3 separate regions of the Homo sapiens genome follow, and regions 1 and 2 are each linked to region 3. A link is an interaction called in ENCODE POLR2A ChIA-PET data of the cell type or tissue named here. Cell type or tissue: Panc1. All regions are shown on one strand.

Region 1 (5,000 bases), 410 kb after region 3:
AGAGATGAAAAGTAGGGCCCGGCACGGTGGCGCACACCTGTAATCCCGGCACTTTGGGAGGCCGAGGCGAGCGGATCACCTGAGGTCGGGAGTTGGAGACCAGCCTGACCAACATGGAGAAACCCCATCTCTACTAAAAATACAAAATTAGCCAGGCATGGTGGTGCATGCCTATAATCCCACTACTTGGGAGGCTGAGGCAGGAGACTCCTTGAACCTGGGAGGCAGAGGTTGCCGTGAGCCGAGATCACACCATTGCACTCCAGCCTGGGCAACAAGAGCGAAACTCCGTCTCGAAAAAAAAAAAAAAAAAACAAAAAAAAAAACCTGAGTATGGTGATGGATGCACAACTCTGAACATACTAAAACCAACTGAACTGTATGCTTTAAATGGATGAATCATGTAGTACATCAGTTTTACCTCAACATGGCTATTAAACACCAGCACAGTGGCTCCCACCTGTAAAATCCTAGCACTTTGGGAGGCTGAGGCAGGCTTAAGTCTGGAGTTTGAGACGAGCCTGGGCAACATAGTGAGATCTGGTCTCCACAAAAAATGTTTTTTAATTAGCCAGGAGTCGTTGCGTGTGCCTGAAGTCCCAGCTACTCAGGAGGCCGAAATGGCAGAATCACCTGAGCTCAAGAAATTGAAGCTATGATGGTGCCACTGCAGTCCAGCCCAGTGACAGAGCAAGACCCTAGCTCTTAAAAAAAAAAAAAAAAAGCATTTACAAAAGCCTCCAAAAAAATACTTAACCAAGGGGGTGAAGGGCTTGTATACTACAAAACATTGTTTAAAGAAATTAGAGATCTACATAAATGCAAAAACATCCTGTGTGCATGGATTAGAAGACAATATTGTTAAGATGGCAATACTACCCAAAGCAATATACAGATTCAATGCAATCCCTATCAAAATTCCAACAGGCTTTTTCTTTTTTCAGAAATAGAAAAGCCAATCCTCACATTCACATGGAATTTCAAAGGGCCCCAAAGAGCCAAAATAATATTGAAAAAGAAAAATAAAGTTAAATACTTTCCAATTTCAAAATTTACTATACAAAGCTATAGTAATCAAAACAGTACAGTTTATACAGGACAGACATACAGACCAATGGAAGAGAATTCAGAGCCAAAAAATAAACCCAAATATCTACATTCAACTGATTTTCAACACAGATGCCAAGATCATTCAATGGGGAAAGAACAGTTTCTTCAACAAAGAGACTATATTTTTTCAAAACGAAAGAAAAGAAACCTAGAAGAAAAAATATCCTTACAATTTTTTTTGTTAATTTAAATACTGTTCCTTGCAGAGCAGGGAACAGTGACCCATAGGCAATGTGCCCAGAGTAGCCTATCCTCACAATCTTATCCCTATTTTGCAGATGAAGAAACTGAGGCAACTGGATATCCACATTCAAAAGAATGGATATCACATTCTTTTGTGATATCCTACTTCACACTGTAAACCATATACAAAAATAAACTCAAAATGAATTGACCTGAATATAAGAGCTAAAACTACAAAAAAAGTCTAAGAATACATGAGTAAATCTCATTACTTTGAATTTGGCAATGAATTCTTAGATGACACCAAATGCACAAGCAACAAAAAGAAAAACTTCAAGTGAACTCATCAAAATTAAAAACCTTTGTGCATGAAAGGACACTGTCAAGAAAGTAAAAAGATAACCTACAGAATGGGTGGAAATACTTGGAAATCTAATAAGGGTCTATTAACCAGAACACATAAAGAACTCTTACAATGCAACAACAAAAAGACAAACTGCCTGATTTTAAAATGAGCAAAGGACTCAAAGAGATATTCCTCCAAAGATACACAAATGGTCAACAGAAAGATGAAAAGATGTTCAGCATCATTAGTCATCTGGCAAACATAAATCAAAATCACGATGAAGGCCGGGCGCGGTAGCTCACACCTGTAATCCCAGCACTTTGGGAGGTCGAGGCAGGCGGATCACTTGAGGTCAGGAGTTCAAAACCAGCCTGGCCAACATGATCAAACCCCATCTCTACTAAAAATACAAAAATTAGCCGGGCGTGGTGGCACATGCCTATAGTCCCAGTGCTTGGGAGGCTGAGGCCTGAGAATCATGTGAACCCAGGAGGTGGAGGTTACAGTGAGCTGAGATCGTGCCACTGCACTCCAGCATGGGAGACAGAGCAAGACTCTGTCTCAAAAAAACAAAACAAAACAAAAACAAAAAAATCCACACACACAATGAGGTACAACTTTACATGCCCAAGGATGGCTGTAATGAAAAAAAAACAAGTGTTGGCAAGGATATAAACTGACACCCTCATGCACTGCTGGTGGGAATGTAAAATGGTGCAGCTGCTTCTTCAAAAAGTTAAATATAGAATATATCACCCCGAGGCCGGGCTTGGTGGCTCACGCCTGTAATCCCAGCACTTTGGGAGGCCGAGGTGGGCGGATCCCAAGGTCAAGAGATAAAGACCATCCTGGCCAATATGGTGAAACCCCATCTCTACTAAAAATATAAAAATTAGCCAGGCATGGTGGCGCACACCTGTAGTCCCAGCTACTCAGGAGGCTGAGGCAGGAGAATCACTTGAACCCAGGAGGCGGAGGCTGCAGTGAGCCGAGATCACGCCACTGCACTCCAGCCTGGTGACAGAGTGAGATTCCATCTCAAAAAAAAAAAAAAAAAAAAAAAAAAAAAGAATATATCATCCCAATGTCCATCAACAAATTAACAGATAACAAAATGTGATACATCTACAACATAGAGATTATTCATCCATAAGAAGGAACGACATATTGATATACGCTACTACATAGAGGAACCTCAAAAACATTAAGCTTAGCCAAGTGTGGTGGCACCTGCCTGTAGTCCCAGCTACTCTGGAGGCTGAGGCAGGAGGATCACTTGAGACCAGGAGGTTGAGGCTGCAGTGAGCCATGAGCCAAGGTCCCACCACTGCACTGCAGCCTGGGCGATAGCCCAAGACCCTGACTCAAAACAAAAAATCATGTTGCTAAGTTAAAGAAGCCAGTCACAAAAGGCCACATATGATTCCATTTACATGAAATGTCCAGAGTAGGTAAATTCATAGAGACAGAAAGTAAACTGGTGGTTAGCAGACACCAGGAGACAGGGGGTGCTATGAATTGAATTGTCCCCCAAAGTTCATGTGTTGGAAACTTGATCCCCAATGCAGCCTCATGGGAGGTATTTGGGTGAAGGGAGCACCACCCTCATGAATGGATTAATGACATTATCACAGAGTGGGTTCCTTATAAAAGGACGAGTTCGGCCAGGCGCAATGGCTCACGCCTGTAATCCCAGCACTTTGGGAGGCCAAGGCAGGTGGATCACCTGAGGTCAGGAGTTCAAGACCAGCCTGGCCAACATGGTGAAACCCCATCTCTACTAATAATACAAAAATTAGCCAAGCATGGTGGCACACGCCTGTAATCCCAGCTACTCAGGAGGCTGAAGCAGGAGAATTCCTTGAACCAAGGAGGCAGAGGTTGCAGTGAGCCGAGATCGCGCCACGGCACTCCAGCCTGGGCGACAGAGCAAGACTCCATCTCAAAAAAAAAAAAAAACAAGACAAGTTCAGCCCTGTCTTGTTCTCTCTTACCCTTCCCCTTTCACCATGGGACGTGTGACAAGAAGATGCCAACCCTGAATCTCGGACTTCCCTACCTCCAGAACGGTAAGAAATAAGTTTCTGTTCATTATAAATTACCCAGTCTCGGGTAATATGTTATAGCAGCACAGAATGAACTAAGACATAGGATACAAAAACTGACTGCTTAATGGGTACAAAGTTTTATTTTGGGGTAATGAAAAGGTTTTGAAACTAGATAGAGGTAGTGGTTACACAACATTGTGATATACTAAAGGCCAATGAATCATACACTTCAAAATGGTTAATCTCACGTTATGTAAATTTCATCCCCGTTTTTTTTTTTTTAAAGGATAAAAACTAAAAAAAACCTCATCTGTGTTACTGGAGGTTAGGAGAGCGGTAACTGCTTGGGAGGAGCACTTGGGAGAGCTTCCGGGGACCGTCTTATTCTATTTCTTGAACTGTACACTGGGATTGGGGCGAGTTTATTATCCAGGCATTTATCTGTGGCCTTTCATACTTTGGTAACAAGCTAAGAAAAGAAACCTAAAAGCTGAACGCAGTGGCTCACAACTGTAATCCCAGCACTTTGGGAGGCCAAGACAGGAGACTCACTTGAGGCTAGGAGTTCAAGACCCACCTGGGCAATATAGCAAGACCATATATCTATGAAAAAAAAAAAAAGACAAAAAACAGGTAGAAGGAAAAATATCCTCACAATTGTATTCCTATTTTGCGGATGGGGAAACTGAGTCACAGAGAGGTCCTATTAGTTTGCCCAACCTTCCCAGCTGTTACCTGGGAGAGCCAGAATTGGAAAGCACAGCCCACATCTTGACTACTATACCGTCTGCCTCTAAACCGGCAGATGGAGCCCAGCATGGGGCGTGGCAGAGGGCAGGTGCTCTGCTAATGGTGGTGTGCTGCAGCTGTGTCAGAAGTGGGACCAGCACATGGCATGAGTGACTCTGATTAGATGTGCTATTACTACACCCTTGGCCTTAAGCACAGCTTGCTGGGTGAGAGGCAGCACGTGGGCCAGGCCTTGAGAGCACTAGTTCAGGAGTCAGAGGGCCTGAGTCCAACCTCAGCTCTACCCACTCCTTGCTGAAACCTCAAGCAAGTCACTCTTCCTACTGAACCTTAGCTTTCCAGTCTGTAAGGTGGCATGTGCTCCACAGGGCATCTATAAAAATTCAACAAAATCAGGCTTGCCTAGAGCAGAGACAGGTGTCTGGCACACAGTAAGTGCTCAGTAAACCAGCACTGCCATTATTTTAACCACCAAGGGGGTCGGTGGGGTGGTACAGGTCCCAAAACAGCAGTAGTCAGCAGGGCCCACCTCACCTTGCCCACCTCTGCCAGCTGCTACTCAG
Region 2 (5,000 bases), 350 kb after region 3:
AGAATAAAAAGCTCATAGGATCTAGAGACAAGGCCGGGCGCGGGGGCGCACACCTGTAATCCCAGCACTTTGGGAGGCCGAGGTGGGCGGATCACTTGAGGTCAGGAGTTTGAGACCAGCCTGACCAACATGGTGAAACCCCATCTCTACTAAAAATACTAAAATTACCTGGGCGTGGTGGCAGATGCCTGTTGTCCCAGCTACTCGGGAGACTGAGGCAGGAGAATCACTTGAGGCCGGGAGGCAGAGATTGCAGTGGGCTGGGATTGGCCACTGCACTCCAGCCTGGGTGACAGAGCGAGACTCTGTCTCCAAAAAAAGAAAAAATTTAAAAAAGCATAGAGACAGCACATGGATGCTAGCACTGAAAGCCCCCTCAGACACTAGCCCATGCACTGTCCCATCTGTCAGACAGGAAAATGATTAATTCACTCATTCATTCCTTCATCTAACTGCACCGGGTTCTAGGGATATAGCAGAGAAGAAAAATACATGCAATCCCTGCCCTCAGGAATAGTAAGTCAGTCAACATACAAGAAGCTCTTTTTTATAAAGCTGTTTTTTAAGAAAATTATAATTTTTAAAGACAAGTACACCAGAAAAAAGTGTTAGTACAAAGTGCGAGGAGGCTGAGAGGAAGGCACTTTAAGGGCTGGAAGACTACTTTTGGGAACGCTTCTCTGAGCAATCTGAGAAATGATACTTCATCTGAGTTCCAAGTGGCAAAAAGGAACCAGTCACGAAAAGTTTGGAGGAAGAAGGAGGTGCTGAGGTGAGCATGGTGTGTCCCAGAAACAGCAAAGAGGCCCATGTGGCTGCCACTGTGCAGGCAAGGAAGAGAGAGGTAGGAAATTATGTAGGAGAGGGAGCTGGAAGGCCCTGTGGGTGAGGGAGTGGCCTTCAGGTTTTATTCTAATGAAGTAGGAAGCCATGAGGAGCCATGTCTGAATAGAGTGGTAGCTCACACCTATAATCCCAGTACTTTGGGAGGCCAAGGTGGGAGGATCACTTGAGGCCAGGAATTTGAGACCAGCCTGGTCAATGTAGTGAGACCCCATGTATATGAAAAAGAAATTTTTAAATTAATTTTTATAAAAGGAAGTAAATAAAAACTCCTTTGGAGGCCGGGTGCGGTGGCTCACGCCTGTAATCCCAGCACTTTGGGAGGCCCAGGTGGGTGAATCCCTTGACACCAGGAGTTTGAGACCAGCCTGGCCAACATGGTGAAATCCCACCTCTACTAAAAATACAAAAATTCGGCCAGGCGCGGTGGCTCACGCCTGTAATCCTGGCACTTTGGGAGGCCGAGGTGGGTGGTTCACTTGAGGCCAGGAGTTCATTCAGGACTAGCCTGGCCAACATGGTGAAACCCCATCTCTACTAAAAATACAAAAATTAGCCAGGCATGGTGGTGGGTGCCTGTAGTCCTAGCTACTCAGGAGGCTGAGGCAGGGGAATTGCTTGACTGCAGGAGGCAGAGGTTGAGATGGCGCCGTTGCACTCCAGCCTGGGTGACAGAGCAAGACTCCATCTGAAAAAAAATACTTAAAAATAAAAGCTCCTTTGACTGTTAGGTAGAGACAGCCAATGATGGGTCTGTTGCTGTCACCAGTGAGAGTTGATGGTGGCCATGGAGACTTTCAACCCAGGACCTTCTGCTTGGTTGGAGCCAAACCTGGGTCTCCCCATTTACTGTTCCCGTCAATTCCCAGCTGAGGCTCCAGATTGTCCAAGCAGCAAATTAATGGGTATGGGACTGAGACAGATCAGACAGGAAGTCTCCAGCTCAGCCTAGAGCAGAGCAGCCCTTTGGGAGAATTTCCAACTGGCTGTACATCAGGCGTTCATTTGTGCTACCTTTTTTTTTTTTTTTTTTTTTTTTGGGACAGAGTCTCACTCTGCCGCCCAGGCTGGAGTGCAATGGCACAATCTCAGCTCACTGCACCCTCCTCCTCCCAGATTCAAGTGATTCTTGTGCCTCAGCCTCCCGAGTAGCTGAGATTATAGGCATGCACTGGCTAATTTTTATATTTTTAGTGGAGACAGGGTTTCACCATGTTGGCTAGGCTGGTCTTGAAGTCCTGACCTCAGGTGATCCGCCCGCCTCAGCCTCCTAGAGTGCTGGGATTACAGGCATGAGTCACTGCACCCGGCCGGGCAGGCTAATTCTTTCTGATGTGGTCCTGTCCTGTACTTAGCAGGATGCAGGATATCCACACCTCCCCGCCATAAACTTCAGTAACATTCTCAGTCATTATTACAATCACAGTAACCCCATAGGTTTCCAAGGACATGGGAGAGAGGGGTGGATCATGCTACCCTCCAGTTATAAACCACTGTTTCTCCCCCACCTTGTATGGTCTCCATTCTGAAGTTTACTTCATGATCCAAAATGACTGCTTGAGCTCCAGCGTTTTTTGTTTTTTTTTTTTTTTTGAGCTGGAGTCTTGCTCTGTCGCCCAGGCCGGAGTACAGCGGCGCGATCTTGGCTCACTGAAACCTCTGCCTCCTGGGTTCAAGCAATTATCCTGCCTCAGCCTCCCAAGTAGCTGGGACTACAGGCACATGCCACCAGGCCCAGCTAATTTTTGTATTATTTATTTATTTTTTTTAATTTTTCAGTAGAGACGGGGTTTCACCATATTGGCCAGGACAGCCTTGATCTCTTGACCTCATGATCTGCCCACCTGGGCCTCCTAAAGTGCTGGGATTACAGGCGTCAGCCACCGCACCCAGCCTTTTTTTTTTTTTTTTTTTTAACAGGGTCTTGCTCTGTCACCCAGGCTGGAGTGCAGTGATGCCGTCACAAATCATTGCAGCCTCAACCTCCTGGGCTCAAGTGATCCTCCCACCTCAGCCTCTCTAGTAGCTGGGACTACAGGCATGCCACCACACCAGGCTAATTTTTTGTAGAGACGAGGTCTCACTTTGTTTCCTACGCTGGTCTCGATCTCTTGGGCTCAAGAGGTCCTCTTGTCTTGGCCTCCCAAAGTGCTGACATTACAGGCGTGAGCCACTGTGCCTAGCTCCACACGCCAGCTTTTTTTTTTTTTTTTTTTTTAATTTTAAGTTCTGGGATACATGTGCAGAACGTGCAGGGTTTGTTACATAGGTATACATGTGCCATGGTAGTTTGCTGCACCCATCAACCCATCATCTAGGTTTGAAGCCCCGCGTGTGTCAGGTATTTGCCTAATGCTCTCCCTCCCCTTGTCCCCCACCCCCCAGGCTCCAGGTTTTATGTCTACATTCCAACCACAAGAAGGGGAAAAAAGGAAAATGGCACCCCTTCTTTTTATTTTTTGAGACGTAGTCTCACTCTGTCTTCCAGGCTGGAGTTCAGTGGCACGATCTCAGCTCACTGCAAGCTCCGCCTCCTGGGTTCACGCCATTCTCCTGCCTCAGCCTCCCGAGTAGCTGGGACTACAGGCGCCCGCCACCACGCCTGACTAATTTTTTGTATTTTTAGTAGAGACGGGGTTTCACCGTGCTAGCCAGGATGGTCTCAATCTCCTGACCTTGTGATCCGCCCGCCTCGGCCTCCCAAAGTGCTGGGATTACAGGCGTGAGCCACCGCGCCCGGCCTCATTTTCTTACCCATGTTGTTTTTGTTCCTGCGCTCCTGTGCCTGTCTGCTGTGCTGAGCTGCAGATGTGTCCTGCCGCGGCTTCGCAGGACAGGGATAAGTTGAGACAGGAAGCAAGAAGCCTTGCCTGTCAGGCTGCCCTTGGCATGACTAGAGTGTATGTGGGGATTTTCACCTCTTATTTTGGGGTCCATTCTGTTCCTTCTTTGAACAATAGTCTTTACAGGATAGGGTGTTTGGGGACAGATTTCATCTTATTTAAGATATAAATAATATAAAATTAACCCACTATAAATTTATTTTTCATTTAAAAAAATTTTTAAAAGACAGGCTCTCACTCTCCCACGCAGGCTAGAATGTGGTGGTATAGTCATAGCTCACTGCAGCCTTGAACTCTTGGGCTCAAGCCATCATCCCACCTCACACTCTTTCCCGGCCGGGCACCCCTTCTTTTTGAGGATACTTCCTGGAAGCTAGTTGCCTACTACACCCCCTCCTACATCCCATGTACCAGAACTGTGGTCATGTGGCATGCTTAGCTGCAAAGGAGAATGGAAAATTCATGCAGGCAGCATGTGGCCAGCTCAATTCACCAGCACTGTCACTGAAGAATGGGAGGCTGTCAGCTGCATATGGGGGCAGTGATTGTGTCTATCTCTTCCCAATGTCTAAAATGGTGCTTGGCACACAGTAGGCACTTAATAAGTATACGTTGAATGGGCCGGGCGCAGTGGCTCATGCCTGTAATCCCAGCACTTTGGGAGGCTGAGGCAGGCGGAACCTGAGGTCAGGAGTTGGAGACCAGCCTGGCCAACATGGTGAAACCCCATCTCTACTAAAAATACACAAATTAGCTGGGATGGTGGTGCACATCTGTAATCCCAGCTACTTGGGAGGCTGAGGCACAAGAATCACTTGAACCCAAGAGGCGGAGGTTGCAGGGAGCCGAGATCATGCCACTGCACTCCAGCCTGGGTGACAGAGACTTTGTCTCAAAAAAAAAAAAGGATATGTTGAATGAATGCATGAGTGGATAGTGGGGAGACCAGGGATCTACTCCAGGATAAACACCACACAGAATGGCCATCAGGATCTGGGAGGATGTAGAGTTTGCAGAGGAAGATAGCCTTGCAGGGACCACAGCACAGTGACGCACGCTCTGGTACCATGGAGCCACTGAGAGCACTGTCGTGGGCAGCAGGCAGACCTGAGTCCAAGTGTGGCTCCACCACTCACTAGCTGTGTGACCTTGGGCAAGCCCCTTACCTCTCTGAGCGTGTACCTGCTCATCAGCTAAAGCAGGGGTCATACCAAATCCTTCTGCCTTACAGGGCTGTTGTGAGGATTACCGAGTGCCTAGCACAGTGCCTGGCCTGCAGTAAGTGCTTTATAAATGTTAAATAATGTTAACTGG
Region 3 (5,000 bases):
TCACATATATACTATCTGGCACCTACTTTGAACATCATCATTCAAACTCAGGGGTACGCGTCTCCTCTTCCCTCCTCATGTACCAAAAGTACCCATTCCTCAGAAAAAACACATGTTCACACAAACTTTTCCAGTTAGTTCTTTTTTCATCTTTCTATTAAAGATGAAAATGTAACTTTTAATAGCTACTCCTAATTTGATCTTTTAAAATGAAGTTTCCTTTTCAAAACTCTAGAACATAACTAAGAGTTGTTCACTTTTTAATGTTCTACTCCCCCTACAGTCCACTTTCCACACAGCAACTAATAAGTGCTGTTTTTGAAACAGCAACTCAGATCTCAATTTTCTTGCCCAAGCCCTCCAACAGTTTTCCAAAGCCAAGACCTTCATTTAGGGGAGATGCCACAGCTAGGCTTATGAAAGTCTCAACCCAGGCCTAACAGAAAGGAAGTACTGGCATGTGCTTGGGGCGGAGTGGGCATGAGTGTAAACTTTCAATCCCAGATACTCAAAACATCTCAATCCGTTTCAGGTCCTGGAGCTTTTGGGGGAAAATGTACCAAAAGTACCCAGTCCTCAGAAAAAACACATGTTCACACAAACTTTTCCAGTAAGTTCTTTTTTTGGGGGGAGGGGGGTCCATAAACCCCCTGATTTAAAATCTGCTCTCCTTCCACAGCCTTCTCCATCTCAAAAATGGCAATTCCATCCTTCCAGTTACACACCCCCAAACCCTTGGTTATCCTTGACTCCGATCACACACCCACATACAATCTGTTGGTTCTGTCTTCAAAAGCATGTAAAACTGTCAGCATGTCCACTGCTCCCATCCTGGTCCACCACACCATCTCCTAGATTACAGCAACAAGCTTCCCACCAATGTGCCTGCTTCCACTTTTGCCACCCTGAGGTCTTTCACACATCGAAGCAAAAAGAATCCCTTTTAAAAATGTCAGACTGCACCACGCCCCTGCTCAAAAATCTCCCAAAGGGTTCTTTTCTCACTCAGGCTAAAATCCTTACTAAAGAGCTAACACCTGACAACTTTTACAACTTCACATTCTACCACACATGGAGGAAGGTTGGAAGAACGGGTATCCTCCATTTATGAGGGAATCACAGACCAGAATGCCTGCAGGCAAGCCAGGATCTCAGCATACCTGGCCTACAATCCCCCACCCCACTTCATCAAGAGATCCCCAAACACGGAAGAGAAAGGGAACTTGGGAGAAGGGCACAGATCCACAAATCTCCTGCCAGGTGACCCCCATCTCTCCACACAAACACACACACAAAAGAAAAAGAAAGCCTGTACTAGGAAAACAGACCCTTTGGGCCATGGTGGAAATTCTCCAAACTCAATGAAGCAAGTTCTCACACAGATGAGTGCGGGTTGGGCAGGCCAGATGGAGGAAGTGCTCAGGCACCACCGAGAAGGATTCTAATGTTGTTCTCTTTGAGAAAGATAAAGGTAACAATTAGAGCTAATACTATTATATGTCAAGCACTGTGCTATTTTTTTTAACGTCGCTTAATCCTAACTGGCGCCATTTTATTGATGAGAAAACAGAGGCTCAGAGAGGTAAAGCCACTTGCCCAAGTTCACACAGCAGGCTAAGAAGCTGAGCAAGAGCTGACACACTGAACTGAGGCCCTTCTGCTGTCAAAGCCAGGACCCCCTCATCATTCCACCATGAAGGGAGTGGTTTCAGCAGAATCTAGTGGAAAATCTTAAGAATAAAACTACTTACCTCCTGTGACAACCACCCGCCCCACCACCCCAGACTAATGCCGAGCTTGTTAAGTCTCGTCCCGGAGGTGGAAATCTTAATCCCCAAATCTCCACTCCATCCCCGGGGATCCGCCCCACTGTAAGTGCAGAAGGCGGGAAAGTGAGCCGAAGAGCGCCGCACACGGCCAACCGGGGAGTCCTCATCCACTCCGGCCCACTCGGAAAAGCTGGGATGCGGGATAAGGGGATGGTGGTGGTGGCAGCGACAGGGAAGGCAAATGGGGGCTTCCCACACACAGCTCCAGGACCCAAGGTCAGGAACTCTCCATCTCCGACCCAAGCCTGATTCCCAAAACACGCCCAGCGATCCAAGACTCCAGATGCCTGAATCCAAACTCTAGCCCAAGACCCTTGAGTGCCGCCTCCTGCCCAATATCCAAAATCCCTATTAGACGGCCTCAATGAGACGAACCCCACGTCAACACCCCCAATGCCAGGCCCACGGCCTTCTTCGACTCACGACCGTGACCTCTGAAGCCAGTCACAAACCCCTAGACCTGCTGGAATCAGAATCCCCCTTCCCACAGGAGACTGGAACCCGTGCTCAGAACCCCTGCCCCCAGGCCAAGGCCCCACCCCTCCGATTCTGGCCTGGCACCCGGATTCCCGCCCGGCCTCCGTCCCTGACCCCGGACCCTCACCCCAGCCTGACCTGGCTTCATGGCGAGCCCTGGTTTGTGCGGCTCCGGAGTCCGCGGCGTTCACAACTCCACGAGTCCGGGGCTTTCGCACGTGGAAAAGAGCGCAGGCGCGCGGCGACGTGCGCTGCGTGACGCCACCCCGTAGTCCCGCCCCCGGGCCCCTTCCCCGCCCGGAGCTCGGCGCACGCGCAGTGAGCCTGGATTCTCGAGCCTGTCGACACGCAACCCGCTGCCCTCGCTCTCTGCCTTCCCAGCCTTTGCCTGTGCAGCGGTCGCCCTAAACTCGCTTCCGGTTTCCTCTTCCCCAATGCGAGCACCCCAATAATCAGGGCTCATAGCCTTCGCACGGGCTGTGCCCTCTTTTGTATTCCTAGCTAAATCCCTCTGGCCCCTGTACACCCAAAAAGGCTTCCCCAATACATTTCCAGCCCCAAGAACAGTGACCGACTCTGGGCTTCCATTCAAACATCCGAAAAACATTTACAGTGCACCTCGTGTGTACCAGGTGCTGTTCTAGGAGCTGGGAATACAGCGGTGTACGAGACATAAAAATCTCCACTCTCCTGGAGTTCATCTTTTTAATGGAGGAAATAGACACCAAACATGTTGAATGTTTGAAAGCGATAAGTGCTTTGGAGAAAATAACAGCAGGGAAAGGGGATAGAGATTTTGGAGGGCAAATGATTTTTGTTTTTTTGGCACGGTGGTCAAGGAATGCATCAGGAGACTTTTGAGCTAAAGGGCTGAAGGAAGTGAGGAGTGAGGCATGCACCTATCTAGGGGAAGAGAGTTCCAGGCAGGGAAAAGATCTGCAGATGCAGAGGCCCTGAGGAAGGAAAGATATGGGAAGTTGGAGAGACAATGAGGAGGGTGGGTGGGGCAAAGTGAGCAAGGTGGAGAGTAAGAGGAGATAAGGGCGGGTAGCTAACAAGGGCAGATTGTGCGGAGCTTTGTGGGACATAGTGAGGACTTAGGCAGTAAGATGGAACCATGGAAGGGTTCCAAGCAGAGAAGGAATGTGATCTGACACAGGTCCCTCTGGCTGCATGTGGGAAGCAGACTGCAGGAGTGAGGGTGAAAGCAGGAAAACCAAGGACTGGCTGCTGCCGTGAATCAGAAGAAAAGGATGGACAGATCAGAGTGGGGGCAGAGAGCGGCGTCAGGGGTCAACAGATTCTGCTTAAGTATTAAGAATTTTGGGCTTTGTAATTGTGTAATATCAGTATCCATCCCTATATTCATTCTGCAAAGCAAGACAACTGCTGTTATGAGAAGTTACCGAAAAACTCCAGAAGAACCTACCAGTCCAGAGCCTAGATGTTGACTCTGTTCCATTCACTGCTCTATCACTCTAGGCCTAGGACAGCCCTCTGGGTGCCCAGTAAATGTTTGTTGAATGAATGGATGGCCTCATACCGTTGTGAGTTCTCTGTGTACAGTGTTCCAGCTGTGGAATGCCACCAATTTGCACAGAAACATTCCTGAAAGATTGTTTAGATATTATGATGGAAAATCTGCTTAAACTTTTCAGAACCGGTCGGGGCAGTGGCTCACACCTGTAATCCAGGCACTTTGGGAGGCCGAGGCAGGAGGATCGCTTGAGCCCAGGAGCTTAAGGCCAGCCTGGGCTACAGAGTGAGACCTTATCTTTACAAAAAATAAAAAATTAGCTGGGTATGGTTGCTTGCACCTGTAGTCCCAGCTACTCAAGAGGCTGAGGCAGGAGGATCCTTTGAGCCCAGTAGGTCTAGGCTGAAATGAGCCATGACTGCACCACTACACTCCAGCCTGGGTCACAGAGCGACACCCCTGTCCCAAAACAAAAACAAAAACCAAACAAAAAAAACTTTTTAAAAACTATGAGATGAAATAGTTGAGTCTATTCTGGATTTCTAGATGTGCAATGATTCCAGTGGGTCCAATTCCGGATAATGTTACCTATTTCACATGGATTTTACTATTTGCCTTCTAATTAATATTTTTCTTCTAAAGGACAAAAGTACTCAGAGTGCAGTGCAGATTTAGGGGATTCCAGCCCTATTTCTTGGAATCCTGGCACCATCTCCTGCTTCTGAGATACTTTGCCTGCTAGCTTGCTCTGAAGACCTGAAATTGGCTCTATCGGTAAGTAATTAGTGGTGGAGGTGCCTGTTGGTCTTGTGCTGGGGACACAATGGTGGCTAAAACAGCCCCGGGTCCTGTCCTCCTGGAGCTGCCAGTCCAATAGGAGAGACAGACAGGTTCCCAAACAGTGTTGGCCCAGAGGGGTCAGGGCTGGGACAGGCAGAGGGGTAGGAGGGCAATGGGGGAAGCACCGGCAGAAATGGGACTGGGGAGCCCCAGGCAGGGGGCTCAGGGCCAGGATAGGGGAGGCCCAGGCAGAGAGGTGGGAGGGGGATGGAGGAGACACTGGCAGGCAGGGCAGGGCAGGGATAGCGAAGCCCTTGAGGACTTTTCCCAATATTCCCCATTTCCTCAACTCCCTCTGAACCTTCCTGTGACCTTCTTGCTCTAAGGAGGACTCTGCCCTGAAGACCTCCCTTTCCAAGCGGGGCTGTTTTCTCCTT

Evidence for each region. ChIA-PET counts read pairs that join two places held together with the same protein. Peaks named below come from ENCODE experiments on the same cell type or tissue, not always from the same donor. Only the 100,000 strongest peaks of a DNase experiment are listed, where the experiment ranks them.
Region 1: POLR2A ChIA-PET joins it to region 3 with 13 read pairs; 3 of 35 experiments call an interaction of 5 or more read pairs at or near these places.
Region 2: POLR2A ChIA-PET joins it to region 3 with 12 read pairs; 5 of 35 experiments call an interaction of 5 or more read pairs at or near these places.

What each region holds. Positions count from the first base shown.
Region 1 is chr19:40,257,950-40,262,949 of GRCh38, forward strand. All of the region lies in intron 2 of AKT2 (AKT serine/threonine kinase 2), which reads right to left. Among named protein-coding and RNA genes, the nearest start is that of MIR641, 22 kb to the right of the region's middle. In Panc1, no CTCF peak of the experiment used is centred here; no DNase peak of the experiment used is centred here.
Region 2 is chr19:40,198,755-40,203,754 of GRCh38, forward strand. All of the region lies in intron 2 of MAP3K10 (mitogen-activated protein kinase kinase kinase 10), which reads left to right. Among named protein-coding and RNA genes, the nearest start is that of MAP3K10, 9.8 kb to the left of the region's middle. In Panc1, no CTCF peak of the experiment used is centred here; no DNase peak of the experiment used is centred here.
Region 3 is chr19:39,843,847-39,848,846 of GRCh38, forward strand. It overlaps FBL (fibrillarin), which reads right to left and starts at 2,533. Exons shown (of 9, transcript NM_001436.4): 1 at 2,445-2,533. The coding sequence starts at 2,454. RefSeq lists an enhancer at 1,338-2,078. In Panc1, no CTCF peak of the experiment used is centred here; DNase peaks (open chromatin) are centred at 285, 1,765, 2,135 and 2,595; H3K4me3 peaks cover 3,116 bases; H3K27ac peaks cover 4,111 bases.